2 separate regions of the Homo sapiens genome follow, and region 2 is linked to region 1. A link is an interaction called in ENCODE POLR2A ChIA-PET data of the cell type or tissue named here. Cell type or tissue: PC-9. All regions are shown on one strand. Links, peaks and the distances in the headings refer to the core of each region. The heading gives the core; the rest is flanking DNA. Region 1 overlaps UBE2E1 (ubiquitin conjugating enzyme E2 E1). Region 2 has its middle 71 kb from the start of UBE2E1.

The links. Peaks named below come from ENCODE experiments on the same cell type or tissue, not always from the same donor. Only the 100,000 strongest peaks of a DNase experiment are listed, where the experiment ranks them.
Region 2: POLR2A ChIA-PET joins it to region 1 with 12 read pairs; 2 of 35 experiments call an interaction of 5 or more read pairs at or near these places.

The regions. Positions count from the first base shown.
Region 1 is chr3:23,832,221-23,844,478 of GRCh38, reverse strand. The region is part of intron 3 of UBE2E1 (ubiquitin conjugating enzyme E2 E1); the gene reads right to left. Among named protein-coding and RNA genes, the nearest start is that of UBE2E1-AS1, 31 kb to the right of the region's middle. In PC-9, for the core only: a CTCF peak has its summit at 10,151; no DNase peak of the experiment used is centred there; H3K27ac peaks cover 1,246 bases.
Region 2 is chr3:23,729,318-23,741,575 of GRCh38, reverse strand. No RefSeq gene overlaps it. Among named protein-coding and RNA genes, the nearest start is that of UBE2E1, 71 kb to the left of the region's middle. In PC-9, for the core only: no CTCF peak of the experiment used is centred there; DNase peaks (open chromatin) are centred at 6,415, 6,915 and 10,415; H3K4me3 peaks cover 816 bases; H3K27ac peaks cover 6,340 bases.

The DNA of each region.
Region 1 (12,258 bases), core at 2,596-10,595:
TGGTCTTCTATAAGATAAAATGAGTATACCCCTTGGAATACTATGTGGCTGTTCAACGCAATGAATTAGATGCTTGCATAGCAACAGGGAGAGAGCTTAAAACATTGTGCTTAGAAAAATGTAAGAAAGAATTAGGCATCATTTATGTAAGTTAAAAATACAAACACTAAATACATTTTACAAGAACACAAACAATATAGTGAAAGGCATTAGAATGGGTGCTTTTGGGGCAGAAGTAGAAAATGAGGATAAAATAGAATAAAATAAACAAGCAGGAAAGAGGAGAAAAAGGAATCAACCTTTACTGGGGGAAGGGGAGGGCTCACAAACACTAGGCTAGCTAGCTGTAGCCTGCGCCTTAGAGACTACTCACAAACCCCACCCACATGGCTCTCCCACAAATTATTTTTACATACTCCCATTTTACATATGAGTTGCCTTCATTAAAGGAGCCCTAAGAGCATAAAAAATTACACATGGTGGAAGAAATATCAAGAAGATATCGTTAAGTCAGTACAACTGCAGGATAAAGATGGCAATATCTGTAACTCGGGCAACCAGAAAAAAATACATTAAAGAGATAAAAATATAAAAACACAGGAAAAGCATTTGGGTGAAAGAAGAATTAAGTTTTAAGTTTTGGACACAGTTTGTTGTTAATTTTCACTGTTTGGCTGAAAATACTGACTCCAGAAGGCAGTCAAGAATAGCTAGAATACATCTGAGGGTCATTTGGATTGTCATTGTCCAAACTGCCACACAGTTGTTAAAGATGACACTGGTATGGAAGATGCTTGTGAAGCTAATGATGTGGGATGCTCTGGGGGAGTTGGAAGGGTGCTGGTTCAAAACAAAACAACCAATAGGAAGCAGGGGAGAAATGACTGTGGAAGGTGAGAGTGGAGTAGGCAAATTATTATAGATCTCATTTATTGAAAGTTGATTATGTGTAACATAAGCTAAATACTTAATTGTGTGTTCAAATGCCACTATATTCTAACAGCAGTAGGTGCCAAAGACTTAAGACATTTATGCAGCAAGCAAACTCAGAACTGAGAAAATCTATATTATCATTATGTGAATGGTGTGCCACAGTTGTGCAACTCAATGGTCCTGACTCATAAAACATTGTGCACAGTTCCGAATGTCAACAAATATTTAACACATATTATATGCTAAGCAATATGTTAGGAACTGTATGTCCTGCAGTCAACAAGACTGGCATTAACCTCGATTATACAAACTAAGTCCAGGTATTATGGTAACCTAATGGTCTTGCCTCTGTCCCTGTCACTACTCTCAACAAAACTTAGTCTGGGGGGACAGATGGCTTCCCAAAGAAAGTCCATTTTAATCTGAAAAAAATTGTCCTTGAACTATGCTCCTGCTAAAAAAAAAAAAAGCTTTAAGCCAAATAATCATACTATATACTACTATAATATATATTTTTATATGTAACTGTAACATATATAGTATATATGCTATGCCACAGTATAATAGCACATGGGATATTTTATGGTATAAAGTTATACCATAACTACCATAATCATGCTACTATAGGGTTCTTTATTCAAATAAAACAAGCCCTTGCCCTCAGAGGTTATAGTTAGATTACAGAGATATGGAAAATTTGATCTTTTGAACATCTATTCCAGAAGACTCAAAGTTATTATTGTTTATTCCATTTACTGTTGTACAATTAGAAATCTTTATTCCCTCAAAAAGTATAAAAACTTATGTGTGACTTCAAAAACCAAAATTAAAATTTTTAAAAACCGAATAGCGCACTTGTAATTTGTGATAATGAGATTTTACGTCACAAAAAATGCTGTTCAGTGTTGACACAGAGGTATGAGACTCCGACTTATTTCCTCAAGCTATGAATTCAGCTTACATAACAAAAGGAGGCCTTGAAATATCTTGCCTTATTATCTCACTTAGGATGACAAAGTTTAGTGATATTTATAGCAAATGATAATAAAATAAAAAGGTATATTCTTCAAAGAAAAACGAACAACAGGCCGGGCAACATGGCACGACTCCGTCTCCACAAAAAAATAGAAAAATTAGCTGGGAATCGTGGCATGTGCCTGTCATCCCAGCTACTCAGGAGGCGAGGTGGGAGGACTGCCTGAGCCCATGAGGTTGAGGCTGCAGTGAGTCGTGACTGCACCACTGCATCCCAGCCTAGGCGACGAATTGAGACCCTGTCGCCAACAACAACAACACCACACACACACACACACACACACACACACACACACACACACACACACACACCCCTTCACTTACTGGGTCATGACATAGTTCAATCTTTCTTCTTACCTGATCCTAACATCTGAGATTCCACTGCCCATTATAGTCAAACCAAAAGTTACACCACATTTACTTTCACCTAGTTACAATAAAGGTTTTAAGGTAAATGCATTTTCTGATTCAGTGTAACAATCACTAGGATAATCAAAGTACTAAATCATGTACCTCAAGTTTTTTGTAAAAGATTATCCCATTTTGCCCTCTAACAGCAGTCAGCCACTCAACACTCACCTAGAATACCTTCATCTCTCTCCTAATAGAACTCTAAACCATCTACCCCCAAACATACGTCCACAAAACAAAAAGATCTAGGAGAGTCATATAAAAACTGTGACTGTCAGCTGCATGTGACTTTTTCACTCACCAACCCATTGGATTTCAAATTTCTGTGTCAGAATAATACAGTACAATACTGAATTCAAAGGTAATAGTCATGTGGGATTGTTTTTGTTTTGGTTAATGGTGGCTACAAATGTGGCTCCAGAATCCTAGAACTGTGAATGGCATGATACATGAAAAAGTATGAGAGATGAATGCATGATATTTATATTTTCTCCCTATTAGACAGAAAACATTTTATCTGCAAATCCAACAGAATTCATGGAAAGTAGAAATGCAATCTCTAACAATGCGGCCATTACAAGTCCAACTCTAATCAACACATATAATATAAATATTCTTGTGGTATGGCTTGACCTTTAATCGTATTAGAATTAATACGTGCTCAAAGCACATCTAATTCTGAGTAAGAAGAGTAGAGAGACAGAAAAAAATCAATCATCTATTCTTAAAAAAAAAACCCTAAAACAATTAAAAATTCTAATGACACAGTTCAGCTGATATGGCCAGAAACAGTATCAGTCTCTAAATGCCAAGATGAATTTTAAATAAAATCTAACTCTTACCCATTTATAGCAGATAAAATTGAAACATAGCCATTTAAGACGAGCTTAATTTTTTTCCTCGCTCATGATGTAAAGAATCCAATAACTCTTTATATCTTTTCAATCTTTTCAAACAGTTCACCCGCATCTCTAAAAGTAAATAATATCATTATAGATGTATAAAAGCTGAAACAGCATGAAAGTATTGTTTTCTAACGACTAATCTTTATTTACAAAAAGTATCATGGGCTGTAAAGTCACTTCAGCTTCTAACCAAGATGGTATATCAGATACTAAATCTGCCCTACCACTTAAACAACAAAAAAACTGACAAAATATATAAAACAGCAGTTTCCATACACTGGACATCAGGTAGTGCAAGGCAGTGATCTCTGAGAAAGGAAAACTAAATATATTGAGACCTACAATCGCCTGTGGTGCAGGAAGGAATAACCTAAGTGGTCAGAGTTCACAAGTACCAGAGCTGCACAGAGACAGAACTCCGGAGATCTGTAGAGGGTCCCGTCAAGTATTTACCTAAGCATGAATTAGCACATGCATGAGAGGACACTACGCAATGCCAGGGAAAGAATCACCAGAGAACAGAGAGAACACTCCCCAGAGCTCGCACAGGGCTGAGAATAGTTTGCATTGCCATTAGTCAGAAAGAAAAAGACCCTGGTAACTTATGGGCCATCCAGCAGAATACTCAGAATGGTGATGCCTCAGTGAATGGTAAAAATTAGCCTTAATAGCTGTTCTGGTCACTCTCAAAAGCAGGCTTCAAAAGGAGGCCTTAAAAGCTTAAAAGCAGGCCTCAAAAGGATCAGACTAAGTTCCAACTTAACTGCACCTTACGACAAAGCTCAAGAATATTTTTAAGAATACAAAAAGGCAGCACTCAAAAAGGCAAAATTCACAATGTTTGGTATCCAACAAAAAATTATCACGCATGTGCAGGGGCTTGAAAATATAAGGTAAAAAACCAATCAATAGAAACTGATCCAGAAATGACCCAGATAATGAAATTAGTGGACAAAAAGACAGTAAACGCTTGTTATAACTGTAATCATAAATTTAAAATGATAAATACCTGACCATGGTAAGTGGACTCATAGAAATTATAAAAAGATCCAAATCAAACTTCCAGATATGAAGAAATACAACAACTGAGATTAAACATATACTGAAATTAACAGCATGTTAGACTATGCAAAGGAAAAATAAGAAACTTGAAGTCAGCCATAAAAATTATTCAAATGAAACACAGAAAACAAACTTTCTTTCCAAATATGATGAAACTATAAGCTCATAGAGCCAAGAAACTGAACAAACACCAAGCACAAGAAATACAAAAAATAAAAAAACTACATCAAAAGGTATATCATAATCTAACTGTGTAAAACCAGTGATAAAGAGTAATTCTTAAAAGTAGCCAGACAAAAAGATGACACATTATATGGAGAAACAAACTAAGGATTACAGAGTTCTCACTGGAAACAATGCAAGTCAGAAGACAGTTACATAGCATCTTTAAGTAAAAAACAAAACTGTCAGCCTAAAATCCTATATCCAACAGGAACATTTCCAAAAAAAAAGACAAAGATTTTTTTCAGACATAATAAAACAAAGAATTTGTCACCAGCAGACCTGACTGCAAGAAATGTTAAAGGAAGTCTCTCAGGCAGAAGGAGATGTCAGTGAGTGAATATCTGAAACTATACAAAGAAAAAAAGAACACCAGAAATGGTAATAAATGTGTGGAAAATATAAAATTTTAAATTATTATTATTATTATTATTATTTTCTTTTTTTGAGACAGACTCTCTCTCTGTTGCCAAGGCTGGAGTACAGTGGAGTGATCTTGGCTCACTGCAACCTCTGCCTCTTGGGTTCAAGTGATTCTCCTACCTCAGCCTCCCAAGTAGCTGAGACTACATGCGCATGTCACCATGCCCGGCTAATTTTTTTGTATTTTTAGTAGAGACAGGGTTTCACCGTGTTAGCCAGGATGGTCTCGATCTCCTGACCTCGTGATCCACCCGCCTCAGCCTCCCAAAGTGCTGGGATTACAGGCATGAGCCACCGCACCCGGCTAAATTATTTTTTAAATCTCTTAAAAGATAATGTTTAAAGCAAAAATAGTAACAATATATTTTGGGGTTTATAACATGCAGAATAAAATATATGACAATAACAGCACTAATGCTGGGAGAGGGATTGTTGAGGGGTCGCTGTGGGTGAAGGGGTATAATTATCACGTGAACGTAGTCTGTGATAAGCTAAAGATGTATTCTATAAAGATGTATTCTAAAGCAACCACTAAAAAACAAACAAAAAAAGTTATAGCTGGTAATACAGAAGAGAAATTAATTAATATAGTATCATTAAAAAAAAAAAAACTCAACCCAAAAGCAAGCATGAAAAAAGGAAATACAAATAGGATAAATTGAAAATTAATTTAAATCTAATTATATCAGGCCTGGCACGGTAGTGGCTCACACCTGTAATCCCGGCACTCTGGGAGGCCGAGGCAGGCAGATCCCTTCAGCTCAGGAGTTTGCGAACAGCCTGGCCAACATGGTGAAACTCCATTTCTACTAAAAATACAAAATTTAGCCAGGAGTGCTGGTGCATGCCTGTAATCCCAGCTACTTAGGAGGCTGAGGCAGGAGAAATCTCCTGAACCCTGCAGGGCGGAGGTTGCAGTGAGCTGAGATCAGGCCACTGCACTCCGGCCTGGGTGACAGGGTAAGACTCCATCTCAAAAAATAAAAATAAATAAATAAATCCAATCATGTCAACAATAACATTAAATGTTAATGGTCTAACCATTCCAATTTAAAAGCAAAGATTGTCAGATTGGAAAAACAAGCAAGTCCCAATTATATGCTGTTTAAAAGAAACCGCTAGTCCAGGCATGGTGGTTCATGCCTGTAATCCCAGCACTTTGGAAGGCCTAGGAGGGAGGATCACTTGAGCCCAGAAGTTCAAGACTAGCTTGGGCAACATGGCGAAACATTTTCTACCAAGAAGTTCAAAAATTAACCAGGTGTGGTGGCTCACGTTTATAGTCCCAGCTACTTAGGAGGCTGAGGTAGGAGGATTACTTGAGCCCGGGAGGCTGAGACTGCAGTAGGCTGTAATTGTGCCACTGCACTATAGCCTGGGCAACAGAACAAGACCTTGTCTCAAAAAAAAATAAAATAAATAATAAAAATAAAGAAAATAAACCCCTATTATATATTTTTAAAGTCCTGTACCAGCTATCACTTATTAGATACTAACCAATGAAAAGAACTTCTTTGCAGAGCCTTAAAAGTATCAACCTGTTTTAATAAGCAATGCAGATTAGTGGACAAGCAGAAAGAAAAGGGAAATTCCCAACAGCATGGTCAAGATTTCTAATTCTCAGTTCTCCATATTACCTGTCTACCTTCTATTGAAAGTTTGTAGTATTTAATTTTCCACATGCCAAAAGTTCCTCAAAAGATTGAAGGTGGTAAAAACGCTGCTTCTCAAACAAAACTTTCTTACTCAAACCAGGTGTAGGCTAGTCCTCTAAAAAACAAAACACCAAAACCAATCAGCCAACCAAAGAAAAACTATCTCCAACGCTTTATAAAATGCAGCAAGGAGCTAGTAATTTTTAAAACATATCACATAATATATCACAAATCCTCTGAATTTCAAATTGGAATCAGCCAATGGCTAAAAATAAAAACACATAGCAAGTTGGACTGGGATGGTGCAGGCAACAGTCCCAAAATTCAGTCCCTCCTCTCTGCAGAAGAAAGCAAATGTATCACTAAATAGCTTACAGTTAACACATTACTATCTTTTTGAGACACCAGTATCCTGGGGATACTTACAGTTTTGAGAGCTTCTCAAGTATTAGTGCTGGGTTTGGAACACACTCCCTGGCTCAGGTCCTAAATCTAAACAGAGCACTCAGACTCCTGTATTTTAATTCTGGCTCCCAAACTTTCTAGCTTTATGATCACAGGCAAGTTACTTAACTTTTTTATGTTTCAACTTCCTCACCTGTATAACTGAGGTGAAAATAATAGTATAACTTTTTTGTTAGTGTTAGTGCTTACTGTGAGCCAGGCACTGTTCCAAGTGCTTTATATACATTTCTAAATCCTAAAAACTCTATGAGGTAGGCATTATTATCCCTATCTTACAGATAAGGAAACAGAGTAGAGATTTATGTTCCTTCCCCAAATTACATAGCTATTATGTGAGAGCTAGGATTTTAACTCAGTCTGGCTCCAGAACCTGCCATGTTACTCAATATGCCAAACAAGTTAACAAGCCACAGATTTCCCAAATTGCCCATCTTTTCATGATAGACCATAAACTACTTAACAAGAGCTTTATCTTCTTCATCATGAGTGATGCCACCATCTAGCACAAAGAGAACATAAACTAGATCAATCATAGTGTGCAGAATGAATAGATTCCTGGGCATGATTCTGTCTGTCATATGTCATTTACTTTCACATGCCCCTGAGGGACACGGTAGAGAGTGTACAATGGTTAAGAATCAGAAGACCCATGTTCTATCCCAACCATACCAGTCCTCAGCTGAGCCATTTTAGGAAAGTCACCTCACTTCCCTAGATCTGAGTGTGTTCATTTGTAAAATGAGGAACTGAACTAGATCTAAGTTCCCTTTCAGCTCTAAAACTTCCAAGAAAAGCCAATGTCACTCTTTTGGAAAAAGAACAAAAGAGCTGCCTCACTGAAATACCTTGCAGTTTTCAGAGGAACACACACATCTCTTCTATTGCTTACTTAAAATCCCTTACTCCCCTAGACTAAGGGCTCCAACAGAGTCTGGACCTAGTCTCTCCTGTTTATGTCTTCCCCAGTACAGCACATGGCATGTGGAAGACATCTGATGTTTAATGAGTAAATACATTATAGGTGAAAACTTGTGAGGACTAAGTGAAAAGAGAAACTCTTTTTTTATATAGCATTCTAAATCAGTTATTTCCTAAATTCATGAATGGATGGCTAATTTTACTAGCTGGATATTCATTTTAGATATTCCTATTAACTTTAGTTATAAAAACTCTCTTGTAAAGATTTATTCACAAGGCTTTTTAAAATGCTTTAACTTCTTGCTGTTTCAATGTATTTCATCTATATCCTAAACAGTTCTTGTTCCAAATGTCCTATTTAACAGAAAAATCGTAATCTTAACATCAACAGCAAAAGCTCAAAACATTTTTTCTGAAATATATATCTTATCTGTGCCATAAACTAGATCATAAAAGCAGCAGCTGAAAAGAAGTTATTAGAAATAGCTTAAAACTCACAGGAAACAGATGCTAACTTTCCCTCCCTGCCTCCCCCTTTCCTAATGCCTTTAAATATAAAGCTATTACGTGTTGAAATGAACCTTTTATTTTGAGGATTATTTATGTAGATTATCCAGAGAAATTTAATGCAGTCTCAATTCACCAGAATTTTTCAAACAATAATCTGCAAATTGATACAGGTAAACCGTGAGATTTAACTTCTAATGTCTAAAAAAAGGGGGGAGGAGGGGAGTTTCTAAAATTGATTCACTTTTTATTTTGAATAATTGATGATTATATGTCATAAAAGCCTGGAAATTACCAGAGGTACACTGTATGCAAATTTTAAAACGTATACATTACTTTAAAAGTATACATTACTTCCTTGGTTCTTACCCTTGGCTTCTGAGTTTTGTTTTAATGCAGGTGTGGGAACCTCCCCTAGAGATGATTCCAATAGGATGGGGCCCTGGTGTGACTGTTTTTTGTTCTGGTTTTTGTTTTGAGGCAGGTCTTGTTCTGTGGCTCAGGCTGGAGTGTACTGGCATGATCCTAGCTCACTTAGCCTCGACCTCCTGGGCTCAAGTGATCTTCCCACCTCAGCCTCCTGAGTAGCTAGGACCACAGGTGCGCACCAGCACATCTAGCTAATTTTTAAATTTTTTGTAGACAGGATCTTGCTATACTGCCCAGGCTGCTCTTAAACTCCTGGGCTCAAGCAATCCTCCTGCCTCAACCTCCCAAAGTGCTGAGATTACAAGCATGAGCCACCCAACCTGGCCTGCATTTTTTTAAAACATTACATGTAACTGAGATAGCAGCCAAGGTTGAGAACTACTTCATTAAACATTTAACAGTTAATGCTAGACTGCTTCAAGTAGGTGATCAGGTTAACTCAATATGTAAAACCTAAAAATGTTAAAATATTGTACAATTAGTCCCGTATTTTTTTTTCTATGCTCTTATTCTCCATTTTAAACATTATCAATTTGAGCAGTGATTCCTCACATTGCTTTTTATGCATTACAGGGAATACCACAAGTCTTAAAACATAATTCAGTATGAATTCATTTTAGTTTTAAATTTCCTCCAAAGTGATTTCTTTCATTACATTAATATTTTAAGTTAAAAAATTTATAAAACAAAACTGTAAGAAAAAACATCAGCCAATTTCTAATCTCAAAGAGCTTTCCTAGTATTAAAAAGAGCAGTGTAAGTTTTTTTTTCCTTTTTTATTTTTAGAGACGGGGTCTCGCTCTGTCATCCAGGAAGGAGTGCAGTGATGCAATCACAGCCCACTGCAGCCTCAAACTCCTGGGGTCAAGAAATCCTCCCATCTCAGCTCCCCAAAGCACTAAGATTACAGGCTTGAACCATGGCACCTGGCCTTTTTTTCATTTTTTAAATAAAAAGCTGCCAGGAGCAGCTAGCAGTGCTGTTCAGGGAAAAGAACTTGGAAAAAGCACAGGAGGAAGGAAGGTTAGAAGCAAACACAGAAAAGCTACAGAGTAATGGGACATGCTACAGAGGTTATGTGAGAAAGATGGGGGAATTTTAAGTGGGCAAGTAGAACAATTAGACATATTTTAGAAAAATCACCCTAAATGGTGACAAACATTTGTCCTCTGAAGGAGAATTTGATGGGGGTTATTAGCTCTGATTTATAGATGAGAAAATAAAGCTGCTAGAGGTTAAATGATCTGCCCAAGATTATAGTGCCATCAAGAGGCAGAGTTAAGATTTGAACTCAATGGTGAGACTCAAAACCAAGCTTTTATTACAGCAAAGAAAACTGTATGACTATCACAAATGAGCTGTAAAAGGCCTTGTCCAAAGACACTTCAAAAAATGTTTTAAATAATGGACCAAGAGTTAACCTCTTGAAGTTTTATTTTATTTCTTTTTATTTATTTTTTACCATAAGGCTTTTTTGCACTGTTGAAATTTTCTGATACAAAACTTCTGGCATCTTTTTATTTTTATTTTTTTTTGAGACAGGGCTGGAGTGCAGTGGTACAAACACGGCTGACTGCAGCGTCAACCTGTCGGGCTCAAGTGATCCTCCCACCTCAGCCTCTCGAGTAGCTGGGACTACAGGCACATGCCACCATGCCCAGCTAATTTCCTAAATTTTCTGTAGAGATAGGGTCTCGCTGTGTTGCTCAGGTTTGTCTTGAACTTCTAGCCCCAAGAAATCCTTCTGCCTTGGCCTCCCAAAGCGATGGGATTACAGGCATAAGCCATCACGCCCAGCCACTTTTGGCATCTTAAATAAACCTCATTTCTTCACAGTCATGCCTATAATTTTCTTTACATAGACAACAACATTTGCTGTAAAATATAAGAAATTATCTTCTCTCTAGCTTTGCTAACATTACCATTGCTTTCCGACATCTTGTTCATCTGCATTTAATACTCTGTTTAACTACTGCTATGACATGGCTTTCAGACTCTCATGTGGCGTTCTGAATCAGTGTTTATTTGTATCTTCCAACCTGACTCTATTAATATTCTAAAAATAGGGAAAAACAATTTATCTAAAATAATAAAACTAATTCATTAATGTAGCACCTTCCAAAGGTGCCTAGGAAACAAATGCTTCCCTAGTGGGAAGGTCTATTAAATTCTTAATTTTAAATATATGACTATCAAATAGTTCACTGTCAAGAAAGGCACATACCATATACCAATCATTTTTTAAGGTTAGGAACAAGCAACACAAAACTCATATTTTAAAAATAAAAAATATCTCCATTTTATACTCTACTGAGAGGTACGTTATGGAAAATAAAAGGAAGTGCTAAGAGACAAATATATGGAGACTGAGGAAAAATGGGAGAAAAGGGACAAAAATTGAAAAATTGACCAAAAGGTATGGTGTTATATAGTTAAAATTAACTTGAATACTTTATATTTTTCTTTTTCTCCCACTTTTTGAGACAGGGTCTCACTTTGTCGCCCAGGCTGGAGTACAATGGCACAAACACAGCTCACTGCAGCATCAATCTCCTGGGCTCAAGCAATCTTCCTGCCTCAGCCTCCCAAGTACATGGGATGACAGGCACACCACCACACCTGGATTATTTTTTAAAATTTGTTTTGTAGAGATGGGGGTTTCACCATGTTGCTCAGACTGGTCTCAAACTCCTGGGCTCAAGCAATCCACCCGCCTTAGCTAACCAAAGTGCTGAGATTACAGGTGTGAGTCACCACATCCCTGTATTTTTCTTTTTTTGAGACAAAGTCTCGCTCTGTTGTCCAGGCTGGAGCGCAGTGGCAAGATCTTGGCTCACTGTAACCTTCGCCTCCCGGCTTCAAGCGATTCTCTCTCAGCTCACTGCAACCTCTACCCACTGAGTTCAAGCGATTCTCTCTCGGCTGACTGCAACCTCCACCTCCCGGGTTCAAGCGATTCTCCTGCCTCAGCCTCCTGAGTAGCTGGGATTACAGGTGCCCACCACCACGCCTGGCTAATTTTTGTACTTTTAGTAGAGATGGGGTTTTGCCATGGTGACCAGGCTGGTCTCAAACTCCCGAGCTCAGGTGATCTGCCCACCTCGGCCTCCCAAAGTGCTGGGATTACAGGCGTGAGCCACTGCGCCCAGCCCCCCACACCTCTATATTTTTCTTTACAGGTCTCCTCCCTCCAGGAAAAACACAGTCCCTTCTCCTTTATTAAAAATGTATATTCTCTTCCAACAGGTCAACTATTTGTGTCCAAGCCATTCCCTGGACAATGATCAGAAACT
Region 2 (12,258 bases), core at 2,839-10,838, 100 kb after region 1:
TGGTGGGAAAGAGGGCCCTTGTACCCACTTTTAAGTAATTGTTCACTTTAACTCCTCTCTCTACCTGTTGCTTGATATTTTCAGTAAAACAAGTTGAGGGCTGGAAAAGCTGGACTGTGAATAAGTTAGGGCTCAGGTAAGAAGGGCACCATATTTAAGGAAGCACTCGCTTTCTGAATTATGCAACTGCTAACCCTAAACTTACATGAATCCAAGAGCGAGTGCCTCCTTAAATGACGCACCCAAGGCTCCTGGCATAAGTGGTGTGTACACAGGGGCATTGGGTGTGGTCCCCAGGGAAATGAGTTCATTTGGGACTAAGTAATCCAGGACGTGCTGAATCAATCACATTCTGGTGAATAAAGAAAAATCTGGCATTAGGTCAATTCTGTGGGACACACAGGACTGGAAACATCACGACAGTAGGAGGTTGCCGAGAAAACAGGCTGGTCTGGGGCAGAATACCATCTATAAGAAGGTGATGGCCGGGCACAGTGGCTCATGCCTGTAATACCAGCACTGTGGAAGGCTGAGGTGAGAGAATTGCTTGAGTCCAGGAGTTTGAGACCAGCCTGGACAACATGGTGAAACCCCACCTCTACCAAAATAATACAAAATATTAGTCAGGTATGGTCCCAGCAATTAGGGAGGCTGAGGTAGGAGAATCACTCCCGGGAGGTGGAGGCTGCAGTGAGCCATGATTGTGCCACTGTACTACTACAGCCTGGGTGACAGAGTGAGACCCTGTCTGAAACAAACCAAAACAAAACAAAACAAACTAAACTGAAAAAAAAAGTGACAATGTTTTGAAAGATGCTGGTTTTACTTTGTGGCTTAGAGGACTCATTATCAGAAAGGGGGATGTGAATAAATACCTGAGTCATCAAGGAAGGGGAGGGGTGAACGGAAAGAATGACTGCCAGGTGGGGAGAGAGGGTGGACAATACCAGGCTTCCTGAGGCAGAAAAATCCACTCACAGAAGGGACACAGTGTCTCTTTTTTTATGAAGCAATATGAGGAGTCTCCTCTACTCCTTAGATGATTCAGAAGCAGGCACTGTGTGTAGATTTTATTAGATATCCTCAAAGGTTTATTTTTATGAGCTGGAATTTAGCACTTTGCATTTGTAAAGCAATTAATAGTGTATATGTTAGTTAATATCCCATTTTTGGTTCAAGAGCAATATTTTGTTACTTAAAAATTAATAGCAATATCACAAAGGGCTTATAAAAAGAGATATATTACTCCGATAGGCAATTCCATATAATGCTAAGTTTTTATTTGCCATTACTTTAATTACTTAGATATTATTTTATATGTTTTCATTATTTTAAAGTGCCTTGGGAGTATGAAAGATGTCTTACAGATAATGTATTCCATTTTAGCCAGAACAGCCTAATCATAAGTAGCTGTAGATTAATGCATTTATCACATAAAATTTCTTTTTTATGTTCTGTAAGCAAGTAAAATTGATGTCTTGGAGAAGACTGATACCTCCCAGGCCATAGAGCTCTTCCTCAATGAATATTTCTTCATTAGATTGTGAATATTTCTGAAAAAGGAAAAGAATAAACCTAACAATAAGTAAAATGAGCCATACAGCAGCATGACAAACATTAGTAAGAGCTCGTGCTTAGAAAACAGTTCACAGCCTCTGGACATGAAATATCTATTTTAAACTAAATTGGGTCCTCAAATTCCACAGGCACAAATTCTTCTCCATTTCCTCATGGATGGGTAGATGGGACTGTTTGTTCTGTAGAGGTGGCAGTGTTTCAGGGAGGGTTTAAATGTCCACAGAACCATGTGGTTTTCCTTCAGCAGGCAAACTCTGGAGATAAATGTGACTCATGGTCATGATCCCTCAATGAGGGTTTTTAAAAATAACCTAAATCCTCTATTTTTAGAGAACCTGCCAAGCTGCAGTGCTGCGGGTTCCCTTTTTTTTTTTTTTAAACAGAAAGTAATTAACAATCTCTAATCCCTGAGGAGAATGGATATCACTGAAATTCCTGATATGGAAGCAAAAATGCACTGTCTTAACCAGAGGACACGGCTCCTGAACAAAGAGGGTTACCCTCCACGCATTGCCTGCCGTGGAAGAAGACAGCTAAATCCAAGGATCAAATCAATCAGAGAAAAGCAAATAGTTTTAAACTTCTAAGAGGTGTGATAAATAAGTGGGGGCTGAAGCAAAACTGTTTAAAAGCAGCTGAGTCCTTTATTTTTAAACAAGAGTTTCCCTGATGACTTGAGTTCATTTGTTATTCAATCACTTCCCAGTCAATGCTAAAGGTCTGAAAGCTTTTGGTATGTTTCAGTGGAATAATTTAAGTGCTCTAATAGAAAGACCAGAAGGGCGAATTATACAAATTTATTCTGAGTCAACCAAAAATTTCACAAAATAAGAGAACCTGTGGTTTGAGAAGAAAGAATGTACATCAATGGGCGTGTATGCCATTCCATACACGGGATGCCATTCCAATGGACAAAGACCTTTAGTCCAGATGACAAATAACTCAGGTGTGTGGCTCCACCCAGACCCTAATTTCACAGTTTCATACTAATTGAGTCACATATCATGACTGTGGTGGACCTGTCTCTGGGCATTTTCCAATTTTCAGTGAAGTTCATTAAAAAATTACAGAGGTTATCCATTTGAAAATGTTGCTTGGTTGACACTTTCTTTGAAGATCATCATAAACGAAGTTACTATTTGTCACACACACACATTATAAGTGTTCATACAGTGGTTTTTTTTTGTTTGTTTGTTTGTTTGTTTTGTTTTTTGAGACAAAGTTTTGCTCTATCGCCTAGGCTGGAGTGCTCGGCTCACTGCAACCTCTGCCTCCCAGGTTCAAGAGATTCTCCTGCCTCAGCCTCCTGAGTAGCTGGGACTACAGGCGCACACCACCACGCCTGGCTAATTATTGTAATTTTAGTAGAGATGGGGGTTTCACCACTTTGGCCAGGATGGTCTTGATCTCCTGACCTTGTGATCCACCTGCCTCCGCCTCCCAAAGTGCTGGGATTACAGGCGTGAGTCACCATGCCCGGCCCACACAGTGTTTAATAAATGGGAATCCCGGTTAATATTTGTTTTCCCCCTTTTTTTTTTTTTGAGATGGAGTCTTGCTCTGTCGCCCAGGCTGGAATGCAATGGTGCCATCTCGGCTCCCTGTAACCTCTGCCTCCCAGGTTCAAGTGATTCTCCTGCCTCAGCCTCCCGAGTAGCTGGGATTTGTATTTTTAGTAGCGACCGGGTTTCACCATGTTGGCCAGGCTGGTCTCAAACTCCTGACCTCAGGTGATCCACCCACCTCGGCCTCCCAAAGTGCTGGGATTACAGGCGTGAGCCACAGCGCCTGGCCTTGTTTTCCTTTTTTAGAGATAGGGTCTTGCTCTGATATTTAGGCTGGAGTGCAGTGGCATGATCATATCTCTCTGCAGCCTCGAGCTCCTGGGCTCAAATGATCCTCCCACCTCAGCCTCCTGAGTAGCTGGGACTATAGGCATACACCACTATGTCCAGTTTTATTTATTTATGTATTTTTAATTATACAGACAGGGGTATTGCTATGTTACCCAGGCTGGTCTCAAACTGCTGACCCCAAGCAATCCTCCTGCCTTGGCCTCCCAAAGTGCTGGGATCACAGGCATGAGCCACCACACCTGGCCTGCTTTTCTTAACATTACAGTCTACCAATTTATTTCCTCTTACCATTTTCTATTGCTTCTCCATGCTGTTGCTCTTCTTAAATTTTGTCATGTTGTTAGAATACATTCTTTCAAAATCCTTTCAAACAAGGTTTGTGAATGGTATATTTTCTGAACTCTTGCTTTTCTGAAATGCTTGTATTCGTTCCCAGGCGACTAATATTTGCATTTGATGTTTATGTTGACAACCTTTTCCCATCAGAATGTTAAAGATCTAGCTTCACTATCTTCCATCAACTATTGATGAGAAGTGTGAGGTCAGTGTGCCATTCTCCCTCTCTGTTTCTCTTTGCCTGTGCATGATCTGCTTTTCTCACAGAAATATTTAGGACTTTGTCTTTGGTGTTCTGAAATTTTACTACAATGTTACCACTATTTATGCAGCATTTTTCATCTGTCCTGCTTGGTCTTGTTGGAGACTTTAATTGGCTCATATATTTCACTAACTTGGGACATTTTTCTTCTGTTATCTTTTAAAGTACTTTCTCTCTTCCCGGCGTGGTGGCTCACGCTTGTAATTCCAGCACTTTGGGAGGCTGAAGCGGGCAGACCACCTGAGGTCAGGAATTCGAGACCAACGTGGCCAACATGGTGAAATCCCATCTCTATTTAAAACACAAAAAATTAGCTGGGAGTGGTTGTATGCACCTGTAATCCCAGCTACTCGGGGGGCTGAGGCAGGAGGATCGCTTGAACCTGGGAGGTAGATGTTGCAGTGAGCCGAGATCGTGCCACTGCATTGCAGCCTGGGGGACAAGAGCGAGACTTCATCTCAAAATAAATAAATAAATAAAGTACTTTCTCTCTCTCTCTCTCTCTTTTTTTTTTTTTTCTTTTTGAGATAGGGTCTGGCTCTGTCACCCAGGCTGGAGTGCAGTGGTGCAATCTCGGTTCACTGCAACTTCCGCCTCCTGGGTTCAAGCGATTCTCATGCCTCAGCCTCCGAGTAGCTGGAATTACACATCTGTGCCACCATGCCTGTCTAATTTTTGTATTTTTAGTAGAGACAGGATTTCACCCTGTTGGCCAGGCGGGTCTTGAACTCTTGATATCAGGTGATCCACCCGCCTTGGCCTCCCAAAGTGCTGGGATTACAGGCGTGAGCCACTGCGCCCGGCCCAAAGTATTTTATCTTATCTATCCTCTTTGTTCTCTCATTCTGGAAATCTTAGCCGGATATGGGAATTTATGAAATTATTTTCCATGTTCCTAACTTTTCTTTCATACTTTTTATCTCTTTCCAGGGAGTTCTTTAGTTCAATCTTCTAGCTCACTAATTTGTTCTCTTATTCTATTTAGTCCATCTACTTTTTAAAAAAATGTCTATGATCAAAGACTTAATTTTCAAAAAAAAAAATGTCTATGATCGAAGACTTAATTTTCAAGATCTCTGATTCAGCAGATGTAATATCTGCTTCTCTGTCCATGAAGATACAGGTTAAACTTATTCTAGAGTCATTTTCTATATTTTTCAATTAACTCTTTTCTCAGAGCTTGTTCTTTCATTTGTAAAATTTGATGTCTCCTTTCATGGGGTTAGTTTTCACGGTGGTTCCTGTTGTGAGCTTGAAGCAGGAGCTGGCAGGGCTCCATCTACCTTCCCCCAAATCCCTTTAACGCTTTAGTCTAAACAGGCTCCCGAATGCTTTTACTCCAACAGCCAGCATCTGTGCCTCTGTCGAGGTCCAGGCCTCAGCCTGATGGATGGGCACTTTGCCAGTGTACACCAAGAGCCAGAAGGGCCTGGGAGCTTATGTCCCCCGGGACAGTTTATGTACTGATGAGCACAGGAGATGTGGATCCTCCAGGCCCCTCACTGCTTGATGGGGGCACCTCTGTGGTGTGACCTGTACTATCTCCAGAGCTCCTTGTATGAAGCCAGGGTTATCCTCTGAGGGGTCTGTTTGCCATTACACCTTGGATGTTCTCTTCCCTTCCTGGTCCCAATTCCCCATATCCCTACCCATTCTTATTGTGAATATTTTCTAATAAGTCAGCTTCCTACAAGTCATCTCAGAAGCTATTTATAAGAACCCAGCCTAAAGCTGTGCTTATCGCTGTGAGTACTGGATTTGTTTACCATGGCCTGGATCCACTGGCTGGGGGAAGGGGCTGGGTGGGATGTGTGAACACACACATATAAATGGATCTGTAACAGGAGAATATGTACCTTTTAAGTGTTTTCTAGGAATTGGAGGGGGAGGCTTAAACATATGCTCAGCCTGCCTTCTCGGTCGAATCTCCATAAACATCTATTTTGTTTTTGTTCTTTTAATCACAAGCCAAAGCTACAAAAGCAGAGTGATGTAAAATGTTTGCTCCTGCCTAGCAAATTTCTCTCCTTTGGAGCACAACAACAAATTCAGCTGCAAATCAATCTTGAGCTGCAAAACTTGAACTTACTCCATTATTGGGCTCTTACCGTGTGCCAGGCACTGCATATACAACAATAAGCAAAAGAGACAAGGATATCCTTCCCTACCCCCACAGAGCATAATGGTTCATATTTTTGCCTACTCATATTCCAACCCCCCACCCTGAGGCCCCGCCATCTCTCTGTCTCTCTACCACTATCTCTTTTCCTATTTATTTTGGAAAAAGATTTGGCAACTTGTATCACAACCTCTAAGATTAAGTGTTCCCTTTGACACAGAAATCTCCCATTTCAGGAAGTCTATCCTAAGAAAGTTATACAAAAGCAGAGGAAAAATACGTGTATGTAAAGATGCCTATGCTCATATGCATCAATTTGTACAACAACCTAAATGTGCAATAGGGAAAAGGTTAACTCCTGTATATGTCAGAGCCACTGGATGGACAAATATGAAGAAATGGAAAATTATAATGGTCGGGAATATAATGGTTATCACAGAAAATGCTTATAATTTTAAGTGAAAAGAGCTAACTACTGTATATACAGTTGATTATGATAAATGATACAAAAAACATATGCATGCGGGCCCAGATTAAAGGAAATACACTCTGACTAAAAATAGAAGTGGTGTTAAGGTAGTAAGATTGTAGGTGAATTTTCTCTCTTCTGTTTTCAAATGCTATTTTTTTTCCTATTTAGATTTTAAATTTGGCTATAAACATTACTGAATGATTCTGAGGATTAAGAACCTGGAATGCTGTTCTTCTAGAATCTGAATCATACAACTATCTCCTTCTCAACATTCAGGTCCAGGTCACATACCACCTTTGCTGAGCACCTACCTAATTACCTCTGATTCCCAGCTCTAAACCACTCCCCCCAACATTCTGATTTCCTTTTCTTTAAGGCTGAAGAATTCTATCTAGAATTTTATCTTTTTTTTTTTTTTGAGACAGGGTCTCGCTCTGTCACCCAGCCTGGAGTGCAGTGGCGCAATCTCGGCTCACTGCAACCTCCACCTACCGGGTTCAAGCCATTCTGCCTCAGCCTCCTGAGAAGCTGGGATTACAGGCGTGTGACACCATGCCCGGCTAATTTTTTGTATTTTTAGTAGAGACGGGGTTTCACCATGTTGGTCAGGCTGGTCTCAAACTCCTGATCTCGTGATCTGCCTGCCTTGGCCTCCCAAAGTGCTGGGGTTACAGGTGTGAGCCAGTGCACCCGGCCCTATTTTTTTGAGACAAGGTCTCATGCTGTCACCCAGGGTGGAGTGCAGTAGCACGATCTCGGCTCGCTGCAGTCCAGCCATCCTCCTGCCTCAGCCTCTGAAGTAGGTGGTGGGACCATAGGTACACACCACCACGTTTGGCTAATTTTTGTATTTTTGGTAAAGACAGGATTTCAGTATGTTGCCCAGGCTGTTCTCAAACTCCTGGGCTCAAGCAGTCTGTCTGCCTTGGCCTCCCAAACTGCTGAGATTACAGGTGTGAGCCACTGTGCCCAGCCATTTTTTTTTTTTTAAATAGAGACAGGGTCTTGCTCTGTTGCCCATTCTAGAATTCAGTGGTACAATCACAGCTCACTGCAGCCTTGAACTCTTGGGCTCAGCTGATTCCCCCTCCTTAGCCTCCCAAGTAGCTAGGACTACAGGCTCATGCTACTGTGCCCAGGTTAGAATTCTATCTTATTTTTGCACTTATTTACTTGTTTATCATTTTTCTCTCCCAGCTAGAACATAAACCCCATGAGAAGAAAACTCTACAAATTTTGTTACCTGTAGTTCCAGTGTCTTCAATGCCAAGCTTTGGAGAATATTTGTTGAATGAATGTATTCATCTATTCATTCATTTCATGGTCTTGATAAGCCAGAGATAAAACACCCTTCACATTATAGACTATAATACCTTCTATGATCTCACCCTTCTTTCCTCCCTACTTTCACCTCCTATTTCTTCTGGCCTCAATTTTTTTTTTTTTTTTTTTTGAGACGGAGTCTCGCTCTTGTTGCCCAGGCTGGAGTGCAGTGGCCTGATCTTAGCTCACTGCAATCTCCACCTCCCAGGTTCAAGCGATTCTCCTGCCTCAGCCTCCCAAGTAGCTGGGATTACAGGCACCCGCCACCACACCTTACTAATATTTTATTTTTAGTAGAGACAGGGTTTCACCATGTTGACCAGGCAGTTCTTGAACTCCTGACCTCAAGTGATCCGCCTGCCTCAGCCTCCCAAAGTGCTGGGATTACAGGTGTGAGACACCGCGTCTGGCCATTCTGGCCTCAGATTTTAAGCTCTAGTCACACTGACTGCTTGAGGTTTCCCTCATATGCCATGCTGTGCCCATAGATGCATCTCCCCTCTCACCCAGCAGTGCCTCTGCCCAATATGCTCTTTCCATCTCACTTCACCCAAACAACTCTTCTTACTCAAGGTTCAGCTCGGTTGCCATTTTCTCCTCCCTCAATTGCCCAACTGGAGCCAAGTGCCATCCTGACTCCCCAGACACCTGGTGCCTTGATCTCCATCACCCTACTTTACAAAGGACTTTGTGTGGTATCTCGATCAGAATGGGAGCCTGTGAAAACAAGGAGGCACTTTATTAATTCTTATAATGACCTGCTTCCTGGTCAGTTCCTGGCATGCAGTAGGTGCTCAATAAATATTTGTTGAACTGAAATGAATTGTACTGCTGAGGACGGGAGTCTAACGTGTACGAGGCACAGCGCTGGATAGTATGGCATATGAACAAGAGTAACTAGGAATGAAGCAGATCGTAAGAGGTTAATTAGCATGCGCCAATTTCCTCTAGAGCAGAGATTACCAATCTTTGGCTAATATTTAAATATTAAGATATTTTGCATAAAACCCCACACATCTGTCATATTCTAAAAAATGAATAGTTCTGACAACAGGGCAATGATTGATTGGAACTAACTGGAAGTGTTTTTCTAATTACATGGACACGCAATTGTCAGTTTTCCGCAGGCCTCACCACTCCCCATACTTTGCTCATCTGAGGTCTGCTGTTAACGTGTTAAGAAAAATTACGAAAACTTGAAAATAAGGCAACAGCATATTTTCCAATATTATATTCAAGCATGTCTATTAGGTCCTGGTAGGGATTATTTAAATCTATAGGATCACACCTTCCAATACTGTAGCCACTAGCTAGCTGCCTGTAGCTATCTATATTTCTTTCTTTATTATTATTCTCTTTTGAGACAGATCTCATTCTGTCACCCAGGCTGGAGTGCAGTGGTGCAATCATGGCTCACCGTAGCCTTGACCTCCCCAGGCTCAAGTGATCCTCCCACCTCAGCCTCCTGAGCAGTTGGGACTACAGGCGCATACCATCACACCCTGCTAATTTAAAATTTTTTTTGTAGAGATGGAGTCTCACTATGTTGCCCAGGCGAGTCCGCAACTCTTGGACTCAAGTGAGCCTCCATTTTGGCTACCCAAATTGCTGGGATTGCAGATGAGAGCTACCATGCCTGGTGCTATTAATATTTGAATCTAAATTAGTTAAAACTAAATAAAATTTAAAATTCAGTTTCTCAGTCCTACTAAGTACATTTCAAGAGCTCCTGAGCCATATATGAGCACTTGAAATGTGGCTAACGTATTGGACAGCACAGATGTAGAACATTCCACCATTGCAGAAAGTTCTATTGAGGAATGTTGATCTAGCAAATGTACCTTGTTTGATTTACTATTGATTAGGGCCCAGAATCTGTGAAGTCACATGTTAACTTACAGATTTTTACCCAAATAGGTTTCTGTCTGTGGGAAAAGATAACCCCAGAGGTTACAGTGTAGTTGTCCCGTGAGACAGTAACCATTCAATTTGTGCCAAGTTATTTCAGCATGCCTTTGCTGACTGACTAGATAAACTCCTGTTCCTCAAATTTTCCCTTGAATTAACTTTACCACCCTGCTGATTTCCTCATTAATGAGTGTAGTAGGTTAAATGGTGGTCCCCCAAAATTATGTCCACATCCAAATCTTTGAAATGTCACCTTATTTGGAAAAAGGGCCTTTGCAGATACAATTAAATTAAGGATCTTGGGATAAGATCATCCTGGATTACCCATGTGAGCCTTAAATTCAATGATAAGTGTCCTTATAAGAGATGTGGCCACATGCCAAGAAGGCCAGAGAATGCTGGCAGCCACCAGAAACTGGAAGAAGCAGGGAAAGTTTCTCCCTTAGAGCCTTTGGAGGGAGTGAGGCCTGCTGTCATCTTGATCTTGGACTTCCGGCCTCCAGGACTGTGAGAGAACATGCTTCTGTCGTTTTGAGCCACCTGCTGGGTAATGATTTGTTGTAGCAGCCCTAGGGAGCTATAGCATCAGTTAAATGTTTGGTATGTGTTCATCTTATGAGTCATGTTTTTAACTTTGAAAAATTTTAACTTGGCCTGGTGTGGTGGCTGACGCCTGTAATCCCAGCACTTTGGGGAGCCGAGGCAGGTGGATCACCTGAGGTTAGGAGTTCAAGACCAGCCTGGCCAATGTGGCGAAACCTCCTCTCTACTAAAAATACAAAAATTAGCTAGGTGTGGTGGCGGGCACCTGTAGTCCCAACTACTCGGGAGGCTGAGGCAGGAGAATCTCTTGAATCTGGGAGGCGGAGGTTTCAGTGAGCCGAGATGGCACCACTGCACTCCAGCCTGAGTGACAGAGAGAGACTCTGTCTCAAAAAAAAACTTTTTTTTTTACTTTGAGATTTGCCATTTATATTCAAGTTCATGTTATTCCTTTCTCTCATATTCTTAGACTTATTTTTACCCTCCTGCCCCCGACAGTGTTTAAGATTGAGACACAATCCTTGACCTCATGGCTCAGCCTGGTAGGTAGAAACAGCCCAGAGATGTAGAGTGATGGCAGGCAGGTGAGTAGAGCCCTGTAAGCGCAGATTCTGGAACCAGCCTGCCTGGGGTCACATCCTGGCTCCACCGTAGGATGGGTCACGTTGGGGAAGTTATTTTTCCTGTCTGTTATTTGGTTGGCTCTTCTGTAAAAGAGGATAATAGTGGCCCGGTGCAGTGGCTCATACCTGTAAACCCAACACTTTGGGAGGCTGAGGCAGGAAGACAGCTTGAGGCCAGTAGTTACAGACCAGCCTGGGCAACATGGTGAGAACCTGTCTGTACAAGAAATTAAAAAAAAAAAAATTAGCAGGTGTGGTCACATGTGCCTGTAGTCCCAGATACTTGGGAGGCTGAGGTGGGAGGATCACTTGAGCCCAGGAGTTCAAGGCTGCAGTGAGCCATGATCACGCCACTGCATTCCAGCCTGTAGGACAGAGTGAGAAACTGTCTCTAAAAAAAAAAAAAGTGGATAATAGTAACTAACCCATATAACTTTGTGTCACTAAAGGCTACACACAGAGATATGCACCAAGTATTGAAAAAAATTCATTGATGTCACACACCGTGAATCAGCATTAAAAAAATCACAATTATCATGTAAAAGTACAGACTATTGCATTGCATGTTTATGTGTTAGGAATGTTATGGAAGCCAATGGAGTTAGCAGACAAGATACTAGTTAGGGACCACCCTTGGATCACCAGCCATGGAGGGGGACAAAAGGAAGCAGGAGTGGGCAGGGTGAGAAGTAGGCTGGGATGTGGCCCAGTGGCAGCCTGCGCTGCGCTCACAGGGAGTTTTAAATGGCCTTTCAGGGTTGTCCTCAGCTGAGCTGATAGGACCAGGCTTTTTTTCTCTTGCTGTCCTTGTCACCTGGTTGAAGTGGCTCTCTGCGGTAGAGGCAATCTCTGAAAAGGCTGTTGGCTGAGGCTGGCCACCACAGGCCTCCTCCCAGCAGCTGGGTGCCAGTTCCTTCGTGGATAGGGATCCAGACAGCATTTCACTTGCCCCCTAGAGTCTGTAATCCTCCTCTAGGGTGTCTTCATGTTTCAATAGCCAGGGGACCTTGAAAAGTGAGAGGTTGGCTGGGTGCGGCGGCTCATGCCTGTAATCCCAGCACTTTGGGAGGCTGAGGCAGGCGAATCATTTGAGGTCAGGAGTTTGAGACTAGCCTGGCCAACATGGTGAAACCCCATCTCTATTACAAATACAAAAAAAAGGCTGGGCGTGGTGGTGCATGCCTGTAATCCCAGCTACTTGGGAGGCTGAGGCAGGCGAATCGCTTGAACCCAGGAGG